Regions from separate parts of the Homo sapiens genome. Here regions 1, 3, 4 and 5 are each linked to region 2. Evidence: read pairs that join two places in POLR2A ChIA-PET (ENCODE). Cell type or tissue: GM12878. All regions are shown on one strand. Region 1 overlaps RAPGEF1 (Rap guanine nucleotide exchange factor 1). Region 2 overlaps RAPGEF1 (Rap guanine nucleotide exchange factor 1). Region 3 overlaps RAPGEF1 (Rap guanine nucleotide exchange factor 1). Region 4 overlaps RAPGEF1 (Rap guanine nucleotide exchange factor 1). Region 5 overlaps RAPGEF1 (Rap guanine nucleotide exchange factor 1).

Region 1 (4,000 bases), 56 kb after region 2:
GGGGACTGAGTCCCCTTCAAGGCAGCTGAGCCCCAAGCACCCCGGCTGTGCTAAGATCTCCAAGATGGGCAAGAAAATCTGGGGACACAACTGCCAAACAATGAGAAAACTTAACTTGGCTCCCAGCCCAACCACGTCCTTTGATGGGTAGCAGATGCCACAAAGAGTGGCTGGTGCAGCTAACACATACCTGGAACGACACCTCCTGTCCTCTTGTTCTGTTCCAAGGTTGTCAGGCTGGGACGAAATCCCAAGAAAGAAATGGGCATGTGGTCACTATCATAGCAGACTGCCAGTTAGGGACATCAGAATATATTTCTCTGTCCTCAAGTTAGGAAGTGAGAGGACAAACCTGGCCTTCTGTGTTGTTTCAGCCACTAATTGGTTTTGTCAATTAGGCAAAACATAATTTCTCTAAGCCTCTTTTCTCATCCACAGGCATTAGCCTAGTCAGCGGTTCTCAAAGTGTGGTCCTGAACCAACAACGACGGCAGCTTCACCAAGAGACTTCTTAGAAATGCAAATTCTTGGGCCCATGCCACACCTACAGAAGCAGACACTCTGGGGGTAGGCCCAGCAATCTGTTTTAACAAGCTCTCCAGGTGATTCTGATACACAGTAAGTTGGAAGACCACTGGCCTAGCTGATGTCCCTTTTTATTGTTTTAGAAACCATCCTTCCTTACGGCCTCCTATCTGTAGTGCTACTGACTTCATTTACCCCAAACAAATATTTACAAAGTTTCTACTATGTGCTAGGAACTGGGGACACCAGGGGAACTTACACGTCTGCTTTGTGTTTAAGTTCTCATCACAATAAACGTGCACGCAGCTTGTTGGCTGGTTGTTCACTGAGTAAGCAGCACAACTGTATTTTCCAGCAACTTGCCTCTTTAGCCATGATCTTCTTCCAAAACTTACTGTACTTTTAAAATTAAAGAGCTCTGCATGCAAGTAGAGATGCAATGTGCTAACAAATACAATGTTACTGTATTGCTGATGATAAAAGAAAGAGATTATGGATGTCCAATTAACATAAGCACAGGAATCAACTGGAAAATTTCTAGAAGGAAATATAGAAAAGAGTAACACAGACAACATTCCTTTCTCCTAAAACTATTTTAGTGACTCACAGTGCTCACGGGTCTTGAATGTTATTCTAGGCACAAAATAACAAACACCAAGTGACATTTTTAGCAGTCCATTTTGCTTCAGGATATATACACAGGAAATGCAAAAGCAAAAACAAAAGCTAAAATGCTCTACCCTAAGAGGAAAGACGCAACCAAACTACCATAATATTAAAAACAGGACTAAAATTAGCTTCCTCCCTTACGCTTAAGGGTCTTACTAAAAACATCTGCCAACAGCTTTTCTTCCTCTCTCCTCTGCTCAAGCAGACCAGGGAAGGCAAATGAAACAGGCTCAGAAGACAAACAAGCGGCCAGCTGCTGCAGAGCTCGGCCTTAACACGAGTCTTGGTCTGCATCAATCCCACAAAGATTCACTCCAGGCCAGAACTAAATTCTCCTAAGTCAAAACTACATCATGGGATTTGACCCTTTTGAGTAGAAGCAGAAATCAGAGTTCTCACCCAGAGCACAGGTCAACAAGCTCTTGTCTGCACTAGTTAAAACAACTCACCTAATAATTAATAGAACATACTCACAGCTGTTTCTGCTTAGAATCGAGGTCAACGCAAACCACGGAGCTAATGTGCAAAGTTACAAAGCAATTCCTCCCCTAATGGTAGGTATTTATTTAGAAAACACTAAGCACACAGCAAATGAGACACTTTAAAAGCAAACAGAGTCAGAAGCTTAGAACTCAAGATTTACTGCAACTGAGTTGTATTCGTTTGGTTCTAAGTTTCCTAGTGGCAAAGGTAAAAAGGTAAATAAGATAGGTTTTGTCCATTAAAAGAAAGTAAATAAACTCAACAGAAGAGGGACTTTTCCTAGCACAACATTCTAGAAGGAATTTCAAGAAGAATGTAAAGTAACTTTGAATCTGGTCTTCAACTTTGCTTTTACAAGATCTATGATGTTCTTCAAATAACAATTTAATATTTTCACTCTACAAAAAATCAATAGTCTGATAACTTTATATCAATACACATTTCTTAGAGAATCTAAACCACTAGTATAAGCCAGTGTGCTGTTTTCAGGAGCTCTAACTTAATCCAGCTGTAACCCTCAAGAGCTTAACAGAAATATGTTCCTCCCCATCTATTTTTGGCAGAAGTGAGACGGTGATCACATCAACACTGAGCTCTGAGGCCCAATGTTTGCAGCTCAGAGCGGTTAAGTGCTGATGACTAAGGCCTGACACACACCCGTGCCCACAGGGACTGTCAGCACTGCAGGTACTAGCAGGACCTCAGGGGTGCAAAAGGACACCCAATCAAACAACACACCAGGAGGCCAGCCTCCATGATGGGGGGTGCCGGGGGCACAGGCAGCCCTCTTCCTCCTCAGAGCACCTTTCTTCAGAGAACCAACAATCAAACAAGAGCCAGGACTACACAGGGGAGGCTGGAGGGTTTGGTTTGACCATTTCCCCCTGCTTTTTATGAGTGAAACTGGATATGGTTTTGAAGGGCAGTAGCTAGACAAAACAGGCCAGCAGGAGCAGGACAGATTAAAAATGCAGGAATTCCTCAGCCCGGAGAAGCAAAGGCTAAGAGGCAGCAGTGACTGGGGGTGGGGGGAAATGATGAGGAGAATCCTAGGACAAATATGGCCCTAGGGTGCTGGAAACTCACACGAGGAAATCCCAACTGCGAACTCATTATGTGACAAGGGGGGGGCCACAAGCAGCTGTACAAAGGATAGATTATAAATGTCTCAAGATGCTACCTCCTTGGAAGCTGCAGCTGACCTCAGGGAAGACAAGCCTAAGGGGCCAGCCCCTGTCCTCCATGTGTCCTTCCATAAAAGAACACTGGGCCAAATGATGTGGGATGCCCCTCTCTTCCACTATGACCAAGGAAACCTGTCAGTGCTACAAAAAGGACCTCAGGAGCCACTTTTGCCTTTGCCTGATGGGAAGAAAAAGGGAACGGTGGATTAGAAGCTCACCAAGGCTGTGATTCAGATGTTCCCATCCTAAAGTGATCTGACTTGGCTCAGATTTTTATAACATTAAATAAGTACCAGTAACAACTTGTGTAAGTCCTGAAATGTTTCGTATTGCCGCATAATGAAGTACACAAACTTAGTGGCTTCCAACACACATTTATCCTCTACCAGCTTCTGTGGGTCAGGGGTCCGGGTCCACGCACAGTTTAGCTGGGTCCCTGAAAGGCTGCAATGAGGGTACTACGCAGCGGGGACTCCGCCAGGGAAGGGTCTTCATTCAAGTTGCCCACTCGGGGTGTGGGCAAAAGAACTGATTTCCTTGGAGCTGTAGGACTAAGGTCCCCAGCTTCTTGTTGGATATAGGCAGGAGGCCACCTTCAGCTCCCTGCCACAGGGGCCTCTTCCTCAAAGCTAGCCAGGAAGAATGGCCCCAGAGGGAGTCAGCTGGCAAGAGGAGTTAGAAGTGGGAAGCGAGTCACAGGCCACATCCAACTCCAGGTGAGACAATGAGACAAAGGCGTCAACTCCAGGAGGCAAGAATCCTAGGGGTCACCTTAAAGTCTGTCTGCCATACGCATCTAGCTCCTTTACAACTATAAAATCAAAGCACATTTATAACTAAACGCAACTAAAACTCCCATCCCCAAATTTTGATTAACAGTGCACACTGATGGACAATAAGGACAATGTCTTCTTGAGACTGCACAGTCAGTTCCAATGTGAATCCAGTGTAGAGAGTTAGTTATATTGGGGTTCAATATGCTTAACTGTGTGTCACAATGACAACTCATTGTCTTACCACTTTTTTCTACTGAATCACGACATCATTTTAGCTTTCCATTGGCAGAAGTGCCTCATCCACATTATTAAGCCTGGCTCTGCTCTTTTTTCATCAGCCTGTCCACTGCAATTGAAGGAGGA
Region 2 (4,000 bases):
TCCACGTGCTCCCTAGGGGTGTCTCCCCAAATATTCAGAAGCCTGTGGACTCCACAGTATGGAGAAGATGCCCAAGGATGGCAAATGGGCCGAAAATATTTTCAATAAATCTGGCTCAGCAATGGCTTTTTTTTTTTTTTAGACAGGGTCTCACTATGTTGTCCAGGCTGGTCTTGAACTCCTGGGATCAAGTGATCCTCCACCTCAGCCTCCCAAGTAGCTGGGAATATAGGCATGTGCCACCACCACTCCTGGCTCTCGGCAACAGTTCTAACCAAACATTTTAGGCAAGGGGTCTCTAAATGAGGCATTTATGTTTCCATGGTGGGACCCTTTTTGAAACATCTTCAGAGCAATTGAGATTCACATTCTCAATTGTGTCTGTGGGACGGGCAGGGCAGGTGAGGATCTGAGACTCTGAAAATGGCACGTGCGACACGGCTAACAAGTGGCAGGACTGGAATTCAGGACTCCCAACTCCAAGCTTGGCCTTTCCTCTACTGGACATGGCCACCTCTGAAGTGGCTGAGTGTGGTTTTTGAGTGGAAACAAAACAGCTTGCTTGGTTAGCCACAGCCCACTGAGTATAGGAAGGCTCAGGAACTCCTGGGACTGGGCTGAGCCCCAGGTGATTGATTATACGGAGTAATCCAGGGACATTTGTCCTCCAGTCTGCAGCTGCCTCCCAGAAGAATCAGATGGCCCCTCATGTCCTCTCGCAATGGATAAAAGATGGCCCAGTGCACACCAGTCGCCTCCTGGTAGAAGCCACCAGACTGGCCAGCACACGAGAGCAGCAGCCCAGGCAGCTCTGAACAAGCCTGGAGCTCCCTGCTGGGGAGCTTCCTCTTCCTGGGGAGCATGGCTGGACAAGAGGCTCAGATCTTCAAACCTGACTAGGGCCCTCCATGTTCATTAACTGGCAGCAAAGGGAGAAAGTTTGGAGGGATGCCACAGGTACCCCCGATCTGCTCACCCTCCCAGTGCCTGGGCAGTTCCAGAGCCTCATGGGGTGCCCACGGTGGAACAGCTTGCCTTCTGTGCTGGCCCGTGCTTCCTTACATGCACAGGAGTCCTTAGCACACGAGTGTTTTCTAGAAGAGGAAGGTGCCATGTCTGAAACAGAGTGGCTCTGTTTAAAGCCATCCTCCACTTCAATGGCACTTGTTTTCCTTGGGCCCTCCCCGGCCAAGGCTGGGTTGTAAGTCACTCTACACAGTTAGGCCCATTATGCCAATCAAGTCCACAGATGGCTGTGCACAGACCATGTCCTGTGCTTTGATTGAGTCCCTCCTTTCTGGGAGGTCTATGTTGAAGCCAAAGAAGAAAGAAAAAAATACAAGAGACTGTCAGCAGAGAGAGCAAACACCCTGAGTACAAGCCTGTCCCTGCTGCGCGGGGCTGCTGTGGAAAAGAAAGGTCCCTGCACCCCAGGGTGGGGAGGTGGTGGAGTGGGCGCTGGGCTGCTGGTGAGCATCTAAGGAGGAAGTAAAAGCATCTGTGTGGGAGATGGTGCCTTCCACGCCCAAAACCAGGGCCCTGCCACAGCAGGGAGGAGGGTTAACCCTGCCCCCAAGGAGGGTCATTCTGGTTCCTAGAGACCTGCTAGGATCGGAAGTTCTAGTCACAAGGGAAGGTGTCACTCACCAGCTGCCGCTGCTTGGGGGGTAGGGCGGGCGGCGGGGCCAGCTCCTGCACGGAGTCCACCCCACTGAAGGAGTCGCTGAAGCCGTATACCTCCATGAGGAGCTTGTTCTTCTGCTGGTAGATGTGCTCGTTCTGTGGCGTCTGGTAGAACATAGAGGGCTGCGGCTCCGAGTAGTCCTCCAGCAACTGCATGTAGGCCAGCACTGTGAAACAAGGGAGAAAGCTGCAGCGAGGCCGGGGGAGGCCACATCAGGGAACCCCTCCCCCCATTCTTCCCACAGCAGCTAGGGGGCTTTCCACTGAAAGCACCTCAGAGAGGGACGAACAGACGGAGCACGGAGGACTTTTCGGGCAATGAAATCACACTCTGTCTGATGCGCTAACGGAGGAGACACGTCCAGACCGGCAGACGCGCAACACCAATGGGGAACCCTAATGTGAACTGGGGACTCAAGCGAGGGCACATGGCGGGTGCAGGGATGGCAAGTCTCAGCTACCTCCTGAGCAGGCACTTTCCCCTCGAGGCATGTCGCAAGTGCCACGAGCAGCTGCCAGGTGGAGCTGAGATTCAGATGCCAAGAAAAAGTGGTGGCTCTGCAGTGCTAAATTTTGTATCTTCAAATAAGCACAAAGCCAGAGGCTTCTCTGCAAACCCCAACTAGTCAACAAATCAAGGAAGGCCAGACACTGAGCTGAGGAAGACAGTCACAGAGGTAGGGAGTTTATTTCTTCCCTGAGCCACACTGGGGGTCCAGGTATAGAGGAAATGCTCTCTCTCCAGGAGTGTCACTGAAGGAAAGTGTTCAAAGTCACCTTCTTTATTTAAAAGAATATGTAAGAATTTCTTACTAGCTCCAACAAGCACCGAGCAGAACTTGGTTGTAAAAGATGCACAGGAAGAAATGGTTCCCCTCTGAGGTCAGCTGCTGCTACTGAAAGGGCAGCTCACAGCCCCTTGAGCTTGTCTCACACTTCCTTTTTTTTTTTTTGAGACAGAGTTTCGCTCTTGTTGCCCAGGCTGGAGTGTAGTGGTGCAATCTCGGCTCACTGCAACCTCCACCTCATGGGTTCAAGCGATCCTCCTGCCTCAGTCTACTGAGTAGCTGGGATTATAGGCATGCACCACCGTGTCCAGCTAATTTTTGTATTTTTAGTAGAGATGGGGTTTTGCCATGTTGGTCTGGCTGGTCTTGAACTCCTGAACTCAGGTAATCCACCTGGCTCGTCCTCCCAAAGTGCTGGGATTACAGGTGTGAGCCACCAAGCCCAGCCCCACACTTCCTCTTTAATGCTGCACAACCAATGTCACCAGGCTCCAGACGAAGAGGCAAGCCTAGGAAGGTGATCCCAAGCACCCACAAACTGCTCCCTAAAAAGACTAAATATGACCGGGCGCACTGGCTCATGCCTACAATCCCAGTGCTTTGGGAGGCTGAGGGAGGAGGGTCACTTGAGGCTAGTTCAACACCAGCCTGGGCAACATAGTGAGACCCCCGTCTCTAAAAAGAAAAAAGAAAAGAAAAAAATTAGCAATGGTGGTATGTGCCTATGGTCCCAGCTATTCAAGAGGCTGAGGTGGGGGGATCCCTTGAACCCAGGAGTTCAAGGTTGCAGTGAGCTATGGAAAAAAGAAAAAGATTAAACACAACCATCTCTGCCTGACTTTTCTGTAAAACTGTGATCTCTTCAGGAGGTCTTTCTGAACTCTTGATGTTGAAGTCCTTGTAGACACCTGCTAGCCAAGCACAGAACAGCAGTGATGCTCCCAGCCTTCTAGAAATGAGGAGGACCCAGTCCATTTCAAAAGCAGCCCAGAGGCTGATTTTAGAGGCCTTGCTCCTAACACAGCCAGCATTGCTGGGAAGGTTCAGCCGCCAGTGCTCAGGGCCTGGGACTGTGGGGATTTCAGGTGCCGGACAGTGATCACAAGGCTCGTCTGGCACAAGGGACTCATGGGGCTGCTCCGGGCAAGAGGGGCTGGGGACCCTCACGATGTCAGTGCATCCCAAATGATGAGGACACGTCGTGACATTGGGACTGAGCGTGCATGAACTCAGGCCAGCGTTAGCCACGCGGCCAGGGTGATGATTCTTTCCTTCTTTCCCTCAAAGCAATTTTGAGGCATTTTCCACAAGGTCACCTGAGGGTCCCCTCGGGGAGTGAACAGCAGACTGGGGACAAGGATGAGGCTCAGGGTGCCTAAGTTTGGGGCTCTTTCACAGGGTACGGAGAAGACCAACCCCTGCACAGGGGTCAATACTGTAAACTGGATGGGATCTCAAGGAAGGAGGGCTGAATCTCTTCCTCCTCGGCTTGGGAGGAAGTGTAACAGGCTTGTACAACTCAGGCCAGG
Region 3 (4,000 bases), 110 kb after region 2:
AAGTGGCTATTTAACACGGTCACATTCCACTGGATGTCAGCTGTCCTCTCTTCTCATTCCATGTCCTTCCTTCTCTCAGTTACTGTCAGTGTCACACTCCTGCTCCGTTTTTAACAATACAGTGTGTGGCTGGGAATCGCATCTGTCAGGTCCACATCAGTGGCACAAATTTTAAAAGCTATAGAGCAAATGCCTGAAATCCGCCCCTCTGAACCCAGCCCTGGGCAAACCACACAGCATCCTGTGCTCAGTGCTCCATTTCTACGCTTTAAAAGCACTGCAGAATCGCCTGATCACAAAACTTAATATGCAGTAAAGTCACTGTGTGGTTTGGGCAAGCCAGTGAAAAGCAAAGAGAAAGCTGCTGCTAAGGGACTGTGGGGACAGAAGTCTAAGCTGTTACAGGAGTCGTGGTGTTCCGGGAAGCAGCAGTCCAGACTGCAGGGTGGGACTTGGGTTCAGAGAATTGTCACCTGTCTTTCAAACTACAGCCTGGGAGAAGAAAGTGGGAGAAAGGAATTGTGACCAGCAGACAGCAGATTTCTAATAAATTCAGATGAACCTCCCCCCCTGTACCTTAGCTCACAGAGGAGGGGGAAGTAGCAAGAAAATACTGCCCATGCCTCTTGACAAAGAAGGAAGGGGGTGCCAGAGGCACACCAACAGCCTGCACCCCAGCCCTAGACAGCACACGCTGCACAGTCATCCTGGGAAAAGAGAGTAATGCTGCAGGAAGCCAGTCCTAAATCACATTCAAAGGCCAACTGAAAAAAAAAAAAATAACAAGTAGGGACAGGGATTCCTGGGATGGTGCTCATTATGGGTGTCAGGCTGAGTAGAGCTGGCACAGGCCTTGGTTTGTAAACACAGGGCAGAACGAGCATTACCTAAGAGCGCTTTGCTCCTGCACATCCCAAAGAACCAGGCAGTCACTACAAGTGGAAGCTCAAAGAACATGCACTCAAGTGGAAGCTCAAAGAACGTGCACTCAAGTGGAAGCTCAAAGAACGTGCACTGACCAATGGATGCGGCATCAGAACCGAGTGGCGGCTCAGCCTTCACGGTGTCCTGGCGTTCTCCCAGTGGTGTTCTGGGAATTTGATCCTAACCTCATCATTAGTGTTCAGAGGACTACAGGAAAACACAGAACCCCCAACTAACTGCACACCACTGATCAGATATTGGTCCTACTAATGTACCAAGAAACATCCTAATTGGCAATTTGAAACCACAATAAGCTACGTCTAAAGATAATTTGAGACTTGGAACCAGAAACTAAAATTCATTCTATGATAATATTAACTAAATTCACTCATTCTTTTAGTAAGTATTTACTGAGCACCTATTGCGTTCAAGGCACCGTAATGGCACCGCAGTGGTAGACACACTCCCTCACGGAGCTAATCATCTGTTTAACATTTCACTTGTTGATTTTTTAACTTGCAGAAAGGAAACTGGGGCTTTGATTTTGAATGAGTGAAACATCATTCTACTCAAGCATTGATCTGGGGCATTTCCATGGAATTTACTATATGTTAGAGGAAGAGAAGGCACAAAGAGCCCAGAGGAAGTTGATTTTGGTAGAGGCAGCTGTGAGAGCATCGAGGAAGTGGGTTTTCACATTGTGTTTGGGGTGGAGGGTCCAAGGAGGAGCCTCGGCCACAGCTAAGCAGGAAGGACTGCATTCAAAGAGGCTTCCCCATTAGTGGTTACCTAATGGCCTTCTTATGTATAAAAAAGGGCCTGCAGTCACGCATGCGGGGCTTCAAACCTAGATGACGGGTTGATAGGTGCAGCAAACCGCCACGGCACATGTATACCTATGTAACAAACCTGAACGTTCAGCACATGTATTCCAGAACTTAAAATTTAAAAAAGCCGGGGCGGGGGCGGGGGGGGGGGTGGTGCGGGGTTGGCGGGGGCAGTGGCTACAGCTTAAAAACACAAACAGAGGAGCGCTCCTTTTGAGTCCCACTCCTTCCTGGCACTGATGGGGAAAATAAGCCCCAGGAAAGGGTAAGAATCACCCAAGGACACAACTAAGATGTTCTCAAACAGATGACCAGAAACTAAGATGACTGGCCTGCTGGATGACAGATCCCTTAATAATTCACAAACGGTGGGTTTTATTTATTTACTCATAAAACAGCCTTTGGGGCAAGACGGGTGACGAGTCAGAGGAACACCTGTCCCGGCGGCGAGGCGGCCGCGGGGTGGGGCAGGCGGTGGGTTGTCAGGCCTCTCCTCTTTCCAGAGCGTGATCTTATCCTGGCCATGGGGAACACGCTCAGCTGGCCTGAGGTAAGACCCAGCCTGGCACTCAAGGCAATCTCCAATCCGGGCTACTTTGGGAGACATTTTTCTGCAAGCTCACACATGACTCATCTCTACAGACCTCCTATAAGGTCTCTTGGCTACAAGGAATCCCATTCAAACCGCCTCTGCCAACAGCTGCTCTGGAGACCAGGAAACATTTGGGGTTGCTGTGGTTGATTTTTCTAAAAACACACTTAGCTGGCATTAGTGCTATTTCTTATCTCTCTACAGCACTGTTAATGTGACTAGTATTACGAGTATCAGACGCAGTCTAAAGACTGTAGTGAGCCTCCCTTAATTTCATTGGTAGATCTTTTTTTTCAAAGATCAGAAAAGAGATTGAGAAGCCTGAAGAATTAAGATGGAAAGCTGTGTCCCCAGCAACCAGGGAGGCTCTAACCAGTGCTCTATAAAGGCAAGAAAGGGGGCCGGTTCCCCATTCCACTTCTCCAGGGCATGACCTTGGGCAAACAACCAAATTTCCCTGGGCCTTAGCTGCCCTGAGGGGCAAAAGAGGGATACTCCGCCCTGCCCTCACCCCCTGGGCTGTTGTGAGGATGAAATGAAATGAGGTAGTCTATAAATGCATTCTGAAAACCACAGGAAATTGCAGAGATGTTCAAGATCGTTCTGATTCTACCCCTGGACTGTGGCCTCCAGGGACAGGTTCCTGCTGGCTCCCTGCCACGAGGCATCACTTGGTGTTTGCCAACAAGGAGGCACTCAGTAAGTGTTAAAACGGGTGAGTGAAAGGAGGCAGAGCAGGTGCCATCAAAATGTCTCATTGCTTGACTGAGTATACTTTGACGACAAAAATTCCTAACTATGGAGGAAAAAGGAAGTACAAATTTGACGAGTTTAAAATTGATCGAAATACAATGACTGCCAATCTAAGAGGACCTCTTTCTCAGGCCACAAAAATGAGTAGCCCTACATCATAGGGCCTGTACTCTTAGTATCTGTTCTGAGAAAATATATCATGACAAAAATGTGACCATGAAATGCAGTCATTATAAATTTCTTTTCGATTTACAATAAAAGCATCTTCACACATTTGAAACCGTAGCACACTGAGCGTGAGACACCTATTTATTCCATCTTCAGGCAGCGTGCTGGGCAAGCCTGTGGCCACTTTAGCAGGCCCAGTGAACTGCTCCAAGGTGACAGGAGCTACAGCGCTGGCAGGAGGGTCTGGTAAATGATGAAACTCCCAGCCAGCCTGTGGTTCGCTGGGAGCACAGAGAGGAAGGAAAGGGACTTTAAAAACATACATACAAAACTGCTTAACTTATGGCCAGCCCAGTTAGAAGGTATGGCCCAGGAGGCCGGGATCTTTGCTGTGTCCCAAGAACAAGAACAACTCCAGGCCCTCAGGAGGTTGCTCCGTGAGGCAGGCGATGAGTGAAGCCACTGAAGGAGGGAAGAAAGGAATGAGTGACTGAAACTGACACATGCAGTCCAAGGACCTTCTTCCCTTCAGCTGAGGAGGCCTTGGTCTGCTCCCACCCCAGGAGACTGGTCCCCTACCCCACTGCCTGTGCCCAGCTAAGTGGACCCATCCTCCGCCTCTCACCTTAAGTCCCATTTTGTCACAGGAGCACAGGAGTTTCCTGACCATCCCTCCCCACTGCAAGTCTGATCTCTTGCCACCTTCCTGCTCACCCTGTGACACACAGAGGATGCC
Region 4 (4,000 bases), 88 kb after region 2:
AGAATGACTCACAGAAAGTCAGAAGGGCTGGAACCTGACAGTAAATTAGCATCCCACCTACTTTCTTTTTAAGAGAAAATGATCTATGATTTGACAAACAGCAACTGCTCTTAATATTTCCATGCATTTTCTTCCAGTTATTTGTTTTCTTTTCATAAACACACCCATATATGCAGTTGTGAAAAAACTGTCTTGCTACTGATCAAATGCTACCGCAACTTCTTCTGGCAAGAGGAGGCAAAGACCTGGTGAAGTCTCGCATATGTCATCTCTGGCATGCCTGCCAGCCGGCCGGTCTCCTGGGTCAATAACTGTGATAAAAGGCCGCTGAGTGCGTCAACAGACTGTCCTGCACTGAGACACTATTAAAGGTCCTTGAGCTCCAAATGTACCACTGCACTGCTCTGTGGCCCTGCCAACTTCCTCCTCCTCAAGCTGACATGACCCCAAGCCCTAGAGAGACAGAGTAGGTGTTAAGAGAGGCTGTTGTCCCACTTCCTGGGTGTCCAGGATGGATAAATGAAAGATTTTACAGAAAGTACCTTGAAAGTACTTTGGAACTTTTGGAAGTGCTATATATTTAAAAGCTGTTAATAACATTATCTAAATCAAAAAATATCACAAAAGCCTCAAACTCCTAGATATCAAAGCTTTGACCTGGGATATTTCTTTTTCTTTCTTTCTTTTTTTTTTGAGACAGTTTCACTCTGTCACCCAGGCTGGAGTGCAGTGGCGCAATCTCGGCTACTGTAACCTCCACATTCTGGGTTTAAGCGATTCTCCTGTCTCAGCCTTATGCCTGTAGCTGGAAATACAGGTGCCCACCACCAGGCCTGGCTAATTTTTGTATTATTAGTAGAGACGGGGTTTCGCCAGGTTGGCCAGGCTGGACTCGAACTCTTGACCTCAAGTGATCCGCCTACCTTGGCCTCCCAAAGTGCTGGGATTACAGGCGTGAGCCCCTGTGCCTGGCTGACTTGGAACATTTCTAAAAAAGTAAAAATGTTCAGCCAGGCGCGGTGGCTCACACCTATAATCCCAGCACTTTGGGAAGCTGAGACAGGTGGGTCATGAGGTCAGGAGTTCAAGACCAGCCTGGCCAAGATGGTGAAACTCCATCTGTACTAAAAATACAAAAATCAGCTGGGCGTGGTGGCGGGTGCCTGTAATCCTAGCAACTCAGGAGGCTGAGGCAGAGAATTGCTTGAACCTGGGAGGCGGAGGTTGCAGCGAGCTGAGATCATGCCACTGCATTCCAGCCTGGGCGACAGAACGAGACTCCATTTCAAAAAAAATAAAAATTTTCAACAGACACATACTGCACCAAATGAAACATCTCGAGCTGAACTAAACTCTCAGCCAAACCAAGCCATCATATTGAGAGAGGAATCATCTTATTCCTCAGGAGAATTGTGAATTTTCTTGAAATCATGTTGGACTACCTGTGCTTTCTGCTCTGGAAGGTGATTCCCCAGGCACTTCAGCTCTGCTGCTGGGCCAGTCTCTCAGAGAAAACTGCCTCCTTGCTTCTTCCTGGAAAGGAAGCCCAGGGCTTTCTTACCTTGTTTCCAGGGGTACAGATGACTTCGTTTCAAGGGCTTCTGTTTTTCAATAGCATTGCCCATTTTAAAGCCAGAGGACACAGGGCCCTTCCCAGCCCCAGCGTCTTTCCGGAGCAGCAACTGAGGACCGAGTCACTGGCTGAAAGGGGATATCTCTTGGACATCCCAAACCACCCAGCGGCAGAACCCAGGCAGCCTCACAAGGGAAGCCTGAGGAATCTCATTCTCAAGTCTTTGCCTTCTGCCTTTCAAAATCCCTTTGGCCCCAGGGAGGAAATCAGAAGAAAGGGCTTGTTATCGCCCTACCGGTGCCTCTCAGGCATGGTCTATATTAAGAAGCTCTTTCCTCAGCATCCTTTTGACACTTTATTACTCATCAGCACAACAGCGGCTTGCAAGATGAATTTTATGTCCAAATACTTTTAATACCACTTTTCTCCGCAGGAGAAATGGGGAATCAGGTGATCAAAATGCTGAAAGTCATAAATGAACCATTCTGGGGCATGCCAGGAGAAACATTTTCATACAGACCCTTATGCCACGCCTTCTATTTCAGAGTCCCACGCTCAGACCAGTGTGCACCACGTAACAAGTACTGTCAGAGAAAACAAGCTGATTTCACTAATGCTGTGTTTCCAAGGGAAACACAAAACGAAACAAAACATCAAAACACTGCTACACCTCAGTCTCCAAAGAAGAAAACACCTTGGGGACAAATACAGCTAAGAATTTATAACCCCAAGCTCCAAACTCCCACTGCACTTTGGGAACAATTTTGCTGGAGAAAGTGCTACGCTACCTAAATTCTGAACAAAGGGTTTTCTAGAAGAAAAGAAGGGAATGAAATCAATCACATATTCTTGGTAAAAAGGAAGACAATGTCGAGGTGGATGAAAAGATTTCATTTATTTCAGTCCCAGAGTTTGAGGTTATAAAAGCCCCTAAAGAATCCCCACAGCATAATATGGGTAAGAATGCAGGCTCTGAGCCGGGCGAGGTGGCTCACGCCTGTAATCCCAGCACTCTGGGAGGCTGAGGTGTGTGGATCACTTCAGGCCAGGAGTTCAAAACCAGACTGGCCAACATGGTGAAACCCTGTCGCTACTAACAATACAAAAATTAGCCGGGCGTGGTGGGACGAAGCTGTAATCCCAGCTACTTGGGAGGCTGAGGCAGGAGAATCACTTGAACCTGGGAGGTGGAGGCTGCAGTAAGCCGAGATCACACCACTGCACTCCAGCCTGGGTGCAAATACTAGCTCTTCCCCTTGGCTTTGCCAGTTGAGCACAGCAGCCTCAGTTTCCTTATCTGTTAACTGGGCATAATTCCAGTCTCACCTCCTCAGCTGTAATAAGAATCAAACAAAAGAGAACATTTGTGAAGTACGTAGCATGCTGCCTGACACTCAGGAGGTCCCTGGTGAATATTTAACTTTTTTTTTTTTTTTGGAGTCAGGGTCTTGCTGTGTCACCCAGGCTGGCGTGCAGTGGTGCAATCATGGCTCACTGCAACCTCAACCTCCCTGGCCCAAGCAATCCTCCTCCCTCAGCCTCCAAAGAAGCTAGGACTACAGGTGCATGCCACCTCGCCTGGCTAATTTTTAAATTTTTTTGTAGAGACAGGGTCTCCCTATGTTGCTCAGGCTGGTCTCAAACTCCTGGTCTCAAGTGAACCTCCTGCCTCAGCCTCCCAAAGTCCTGGGATTACAGGTGTGAGCCACTGCACTGTGCCTATTATCACCTTTTTTTTTTTTTTGAGACAGAGTCTCACTCTGTCACCCAGGCAGGAGTGCAGTGGTGCAATCTCAGCTCACTGCAACCTCTGCTTCCTAAGCTCAAGTGATTCTCTTGCCTCAGCCTCCTGAATAGCTGGATTACAGGTGTGCGCCACCACACCCAGCTAATTTGTGTATTTTTAGTCGAGATGGGGGATCTGCCACGTTGGCCAGGCTGGTCTCAAACTCCTCACCTCAAGTGATCCGCCCGCCTCGGCCTCCCAAAGTGCTGGGATTACAGGCGTGAGCCACCACGCCCAGCCCTTCATCACTTTTATAATTGTAGACGGAAAATACATTAGCTTAGGTGGCAGATATCTGGCTTCGGTCAATTTAGTCAAAAGCACCAAAGTAAATTTATTTTACAGAGTTGGATGGTACAAAATGGGAGCAAGTATAGAACCGGAGTAATATTTGGGACAACATTCCAAAAAAGACCCACAGAACCAGAGAGACCAAGTTTAAGAGGCACTTAATGCTCTGTTAAGTTTCTGGGCGCAGTGGGCCACTGTGTTAAACCAGGCCCTTCCTTTCTGAAGGAAGGGGAAATAATCTTTCCAATTTATGCAAAACAGACAAAAACCAAAATCCAAATCTCTACAAGATCTTAAGGCCTCATAATTGATCTACCAATACAGAGATCATTTTTGCAAAATCACGGCCT
Region 5 (4,000 bases), 110 kb after region 2:
ATTTAAAAATTGGGTTGTGTTTTTTTTTTTTTTTTGAGACGGAGTCTTGCTCTGTCACCCAGGCTGGAGTGCAGTGGCGTGATCTCGGCTCACTGCAAGCTCCACCTCCCAGGTTCATGCCATTCTCCTGCCTCAGCCTCCCGAGTAGCTGGGACTACAGGCGCGTGCCACCATGCCCAGCTAATTTTTTGTATTTTTTAGTAGAGACGGGGTTTCACCATGTTAGCCAGGATGGTCTCAATCTCCTGACCTCGTGATTCACCCGCCTCAGCCTCCCAAAGTGCTGGGATTACAGGTGTGAGCCACTGCACCCGGCCAAAATTGGGTTGTTTTTTGTTGGTCCTGTGCCATCTTTGTCTATTTCTAGCAAACAGACAGATAGTCAGCCAAGGTCAAATTCTCACGCAGATAAGCAGTTATTATGTCAATGCAATAGAATACTACTCAGCAATAAAAAGGAATGAACCAGTGATAAAAAGGACAACTTGACGAGTCTCAAAGTCAGTACAGAGTAAAAGGCCGATTACACACTTTATGGTTGTACTTACACGGTATTCTGGAAAATGCAAATCTATAGGTATAGATAAAAAACAGATCAATGCTGGCCGGGCACAGTGGCTCACACCTGTAATCTCACCACTTTGGGAGGCTGAGGCGGGCAGATCACTTGAGGCCATGCATTCGAGACCATCCTGGCCAATGTGGTGAAACCCGTCTCTACTAAAAATACAAAAATTAGCCGGACGCGGTGGTGGATGCCTATAATCCCAGCTACTTGGGAGGCTGAAGCAGGAGAATCACCTGAGCCCAGGAGGCAGAGGTTGCAGTGAGCTGAGACGGCACTGCTGCACTCCAGCCTGGGGGACAGAGCGAGACTCTGTCTCAAGAAAAAAAAAAAGAAAGGAAGCAGATCCATGCTGCCAGGGTGGGAGAAGGGTATGACTGCAAAGGGGCGGCAAGAAGGCTTTTTCACTCAGGGTGATGGAATTGGCCTGTATTCTGAATGTGGTAGTGGTTATGCAAATCTACACGTGTTAAAACGCACAAAACTTTATACCCCACTAGCCTGGCAAACATAGGGAAACCTGTCTCTACAAAAAAAATTTTTTTAAATGAAAAGGGTGTGGTGGTACGCACCTGTAGTCCCAGCTACTCAAGAGGCTGAAATTGAAAGACTCCTTGAGCTCAGGAGGTCGAGGCTGCTGTGAGCCACGATGGTACCACTGCACTCTAGCCTGGGTGACAGTGTGACCCCATCACAAATGAAAAACAAAAAATACAACTGTATATCCCCAAAACATCAATTTTACTATACATAATTTTTTTTTAAACCTCACCCATAAGGGGAAGGTTCCCCCTTTTATCCATGCAGGTATTCCACCCAGCAGCTTACAAGCCCCATTTCACAAAATCCTTACCAAATTCTGGGAATGCATAATTACTGTTACTAGGGCTCAGACCTGACTGAACTAAGTCCTGATTGTTTCAGACAACAAAAATTCTATTTGATCTTTCCAAGACCCCGGGTATTTGCGAATTCTCACTTATCATATAGTAGTGGGAATTTACGGCTTGGCAGAAACATGTCCACACATAATGAATCTTTCTCCCTGGGGACAAGGTCCACAGAGTTTCCATCAGACTCCTGGGAGACCTATGATCTTAAAAAGCTCAGGAACCTCTGTTCCAGTTCAAGGCCCTCCAATTATAGAGTGGGGTTCAGAGGCCCAGGAAGGAATCCTGGCTTGCCCCAGAGGACATGGTGTGTCTGTGGCAGTGCTAAGCTGGTTCCCTCTTCATCACCCAAAGATGCCACAGGTCCAGGCATTTCTGGTGATCATGACTCACACGCTCCCCATGACTTTAGCCTACAGAATTTCCTCAGCAGTACGTGCATTTCTCCTGCCAAGCTGAGGCCAGGGAACTCCGCACCCCTGCAGCACAGGCAGTCCCTAGCCCGAGTCCCTGTAATCCAGGTCCCTAGCCCAATTCTTACTTGTCAAATATAAAAGCTTCATTCTACAACCTTGCATATTTAGGGTAATTAATAGAGAAAGCTCCTCATGAACAGAAAAAAAACAAGGACAGATCATGCAGAAAAGCATGCTTTTGATCTATGCCTTTGGTCTTCTGATGAGCTCAGAGAATTAATATTTGCAAGGCACTCTTGACAAGCTGAGGCAGAAGCACAAATTAGTGTGGTTATGCTAATTGAGAGGTTCTGTAGCTCCAGGACCAAATGATTACAGAAAGTGAAAAGGGTTGACTGGGCTTTGGTCTCTCTGCAAATAGCACTGTGCTTCATGCTAGCTGCACTGACAAATTTGCAAGGAGACTACACACATTTACTTTCACATACCCGAAATTCCCAGTGGAGCAGGGGTTAAGGAAGACTCAGAACACCAAAACAGCATTTCTGAATTTATCTTTACTGTGAAAGTTAATCAAGAAAGAAAAATAAAGGGTATGAAATCCCCCTTCTTGCAGTGCTCAATGCAACTTGTAAGTTACTTTGTACACGAGGACCTTGAATGTCTTGTGGTTTTTAACTGTCACAAATGCAACACTCTGTGATCATTTCACCTCCAGAGCTGAACGAAGATGATTTAATTAATCCCCGAAAGTCACCCCGCAAGGAGAAACTGGGGAGGTGTCCCTTGAGACAGGGCAAAAAATATACCTGTTGGTGTATCAGCCCTGCTGTGGCTCTGACATATACCACAGCCTGCAAGCACAGGCCCATTCCTTCCAGACAGACTCAAATTAAAATCAGGGCCTCCTGGTCTGCCTGCATGCACTGGGATATGTGTAGCTGAAATGAATTGCCCTCTACTCTTCCTACGAGTGATCACTTCAAAAGTTTATTACTTAATTGTAAAAACCTACTCCCTGGACTTCAGCTTTCTTAGAGAGAGAAAGAGAAAGAACAAACCAGCCTAAAAGGAAATACCTCAATAGTCAGGGACCTCCCCTTCTCTGTGAGTGCTGAGGTTTGAATTTTAGTTACCAGATTACCATTTTTAAAGAAATGGTCACTTTAGAGTAGAAGGCGACCTGAAGTAAGAACAAAAGCTAAGATTTATCGAGCACTTCTTATGTGTCCAGACTCTGATTAAATGCTTATGTACATCATCTCGTTTAATTCTCCCTCAATACCATAAGGTAGGTACTGTTAGGATTTTCCCCATTTTACAGATAAGGAAAAACTGAGAGTTAGACAAGACAGAGTGACATGCCCAAGATCCCACAACAATGACACAGGAGGGCTGGTATCTAAAGCCACAGCTAGAGGACCTGAAGCACATGCTCTCAGACACTGTTCTGTACTGGCTCACTGCACAGATGGAAAGACAGGGTTGGGGAGGGGCACTGATCCAGTGCATCAGTGCAGGCCCAGGGGCCATGAGGCAGGTCTCCCACCTCTCAGCTCAGGCTCATGCTGCCTCTAACACGGATGAGGGTGTGAGAGCCAAGATCAAAAGTCTCCTGTACACAACGCAGGTGGTGGCTGACTGTCAGTTCCCCAAGGGCACTGACGCCTCAGCCCTCTCAGTACCCTCTCCTCCCCTGGCAGGCTGCTTGACACTCAGTGACAGCCAGTGTTGGGTGGGTGGGTGGGTGGAACTACTTTAACTCGTAAGGGCCACTTCCTACCGTTGTGCCATCTGTGAAAGGTTTCTCCAAAGCAGATTCTCATGCAATATTTTCAGCAAATGTACTTTTTAAGCCACTTCAATAATGGAGAAACCAGGGGCTTCTTCATAAATCTGTAGGCAGATGTGGTGCCACCTTAACAGTCCTACAGAGAGGCTGGAAAGCCCCGGGGGAACCCCAGAGTACATTCCAACCCAAGGCAGTGGTGGTGCCGGCAAGTCAGCCCTAGACCCCAGGAAGGGGAGAGAAGTGAAACTCCAGTTCTCAGCAATACACAACCCACCCCTGGCGAGTCACTTCCCTCTTGCTGCCTCCCTTTCCTCAACTGTCAAATGGGCACAATACC

Evidence for each region. ChIA-PET counts read pairs that join two places held together with the same protein. Peaks named below come from ENCODE experiments on the same cell type or tissue, not always from the same donor. Only the 100,000 strongest peaks of a DNase experiment are listed, where the experiment ranks them.
Region 1: POLR2A ChIA-PET joins it to region 2 with 54 read pairs; 13 of 35 experiments call an interaction of 5 or more read pairs at or near these places.
Region 3: POLR2A ChIA-PET joins it to region 2 with 30 read pairs; 17 of 35 experiments call an interaction of 5 or more read pairs at or near these places.
Region 4: POLR2A ChIA-PET joins it to region 2 with 13 read pairs; 10 of 35 experiments call an interaction of 5 or more read pairs at or near these places.
Region 5: POLR2A ChIA-PET joins it to region 2 with 12 read pairs; 20 of 35 experiments call an interaction of 5 or more read pairs at or near these places.

What each region holds. Positions count from the first base shown.
Region 1 is chr9:131,676,367-131,680,366 of GRCh38, forward strand. All of the region lies in intron 1 of RAPGEF1 (Rap guanine nucleotide exchange factor 1), which reads right to left. Among named protein-coding and RNA genes, the nearest start is that of RAPGEF1, 62 kb to the right of the region's middle. RefSeq lists enhancers at 2,086-2,135, 2,476-2,555. In GM12878, no CTCF peak of the experiment used is centred here; DNase peaks (open chromatin) are centred at 515, 1,325 and 2,355; H3K4me3 peaks cover 3,111 bases; H3K27ac peaks cover 3,870 bases.
Region 2 is chr9:131,620,149-131,624,148 of GRCh38, forward strand. It overlaps RAPGEF1 (Rap guanine nucleotide exchange factor 1), which reads right to left. Exons shown (of 27, transcript NM_001377935.1): 11 at 1,648-1,850. Among named protein-coding and RNA genes, the nearest start is that of PRRT1B, 77 kb to the left of the region's middle. RefSeq lists an enhancer at 1,304-1,373. In GM12878, a CTCF peak has its summit at 1,928; DNase peaks (open chromatin) are centred at 1,553, 1,913 and 2,513; H3K4me3 peaks cover 1,661 bases; H3K27ac peaks cover 3,143 bases.
Region 3 is chr9:131,731,475-131,735,474 of GRCh38, forward strand. All of the region lies in intron 1 of RAPGEF1 (Rap guanine nucleotide exchange factor 1), which reads right to left. Among named protein-coding and RNA genes, the nearest start is that of RAPGEF1, 6.6 kb to the right of the region's middle. RefSeq lists silencers at 1,682-1,731, 2,108-2,402 and an enhancer at 3,622-3,751. In GM12878, a CTCF peak has its summit at 637; DNase peaks (open chromatin) are centred at 1,648 and 2,971; H3K4me3 peaks cover 3,903 bases; H3K27ac peaks cover 4,000 bases.
Region 4 is chr9:131,708,059-131,712,058 of GRCh38, forward strand. All of the region lies in intron 1 of RAPGEF1 (Rap guanine nucleotide exchange factor 1), which reads right to left. Among named protein-coding and RNA genes, the nearest start is that of RAPGEF1, 30 kb to the right of the region's middle. RefSeq lists enhancers at 1,362-2,143, 2,053-2,152. In GM12878, no CTCF peak of the experiment used is centred here; a DNase peak (open chromatin) is centred at 2,113; H3K4me3 peaks cover 2,073 bases; H3K27ac peaks cover 2,982 bases.
Region 5 is chr9:131,725,742-131,729,741 of GRCh38, forward strand. The region is part of intron 1 of RAPGEF1 (Rap guanine nucleotide exchange factor 1); the gene reads right to left. Among named protein-coding and RNA genes, the nearest start is that of RAPGEF1, 12 kb to the right of the region's middle. RefSeq lists enhancers at 3,207-3,316, 3,587-3,966. In GM12878, no CTCF peak of the experiment used is centred here; DNase peaks (open chromatin) are centred at 2,290, 2,580, 3,468 and 3,850; H3K4me3 peaks cover 3,637 bases; H3K27ac peaks cover 3,924 bases.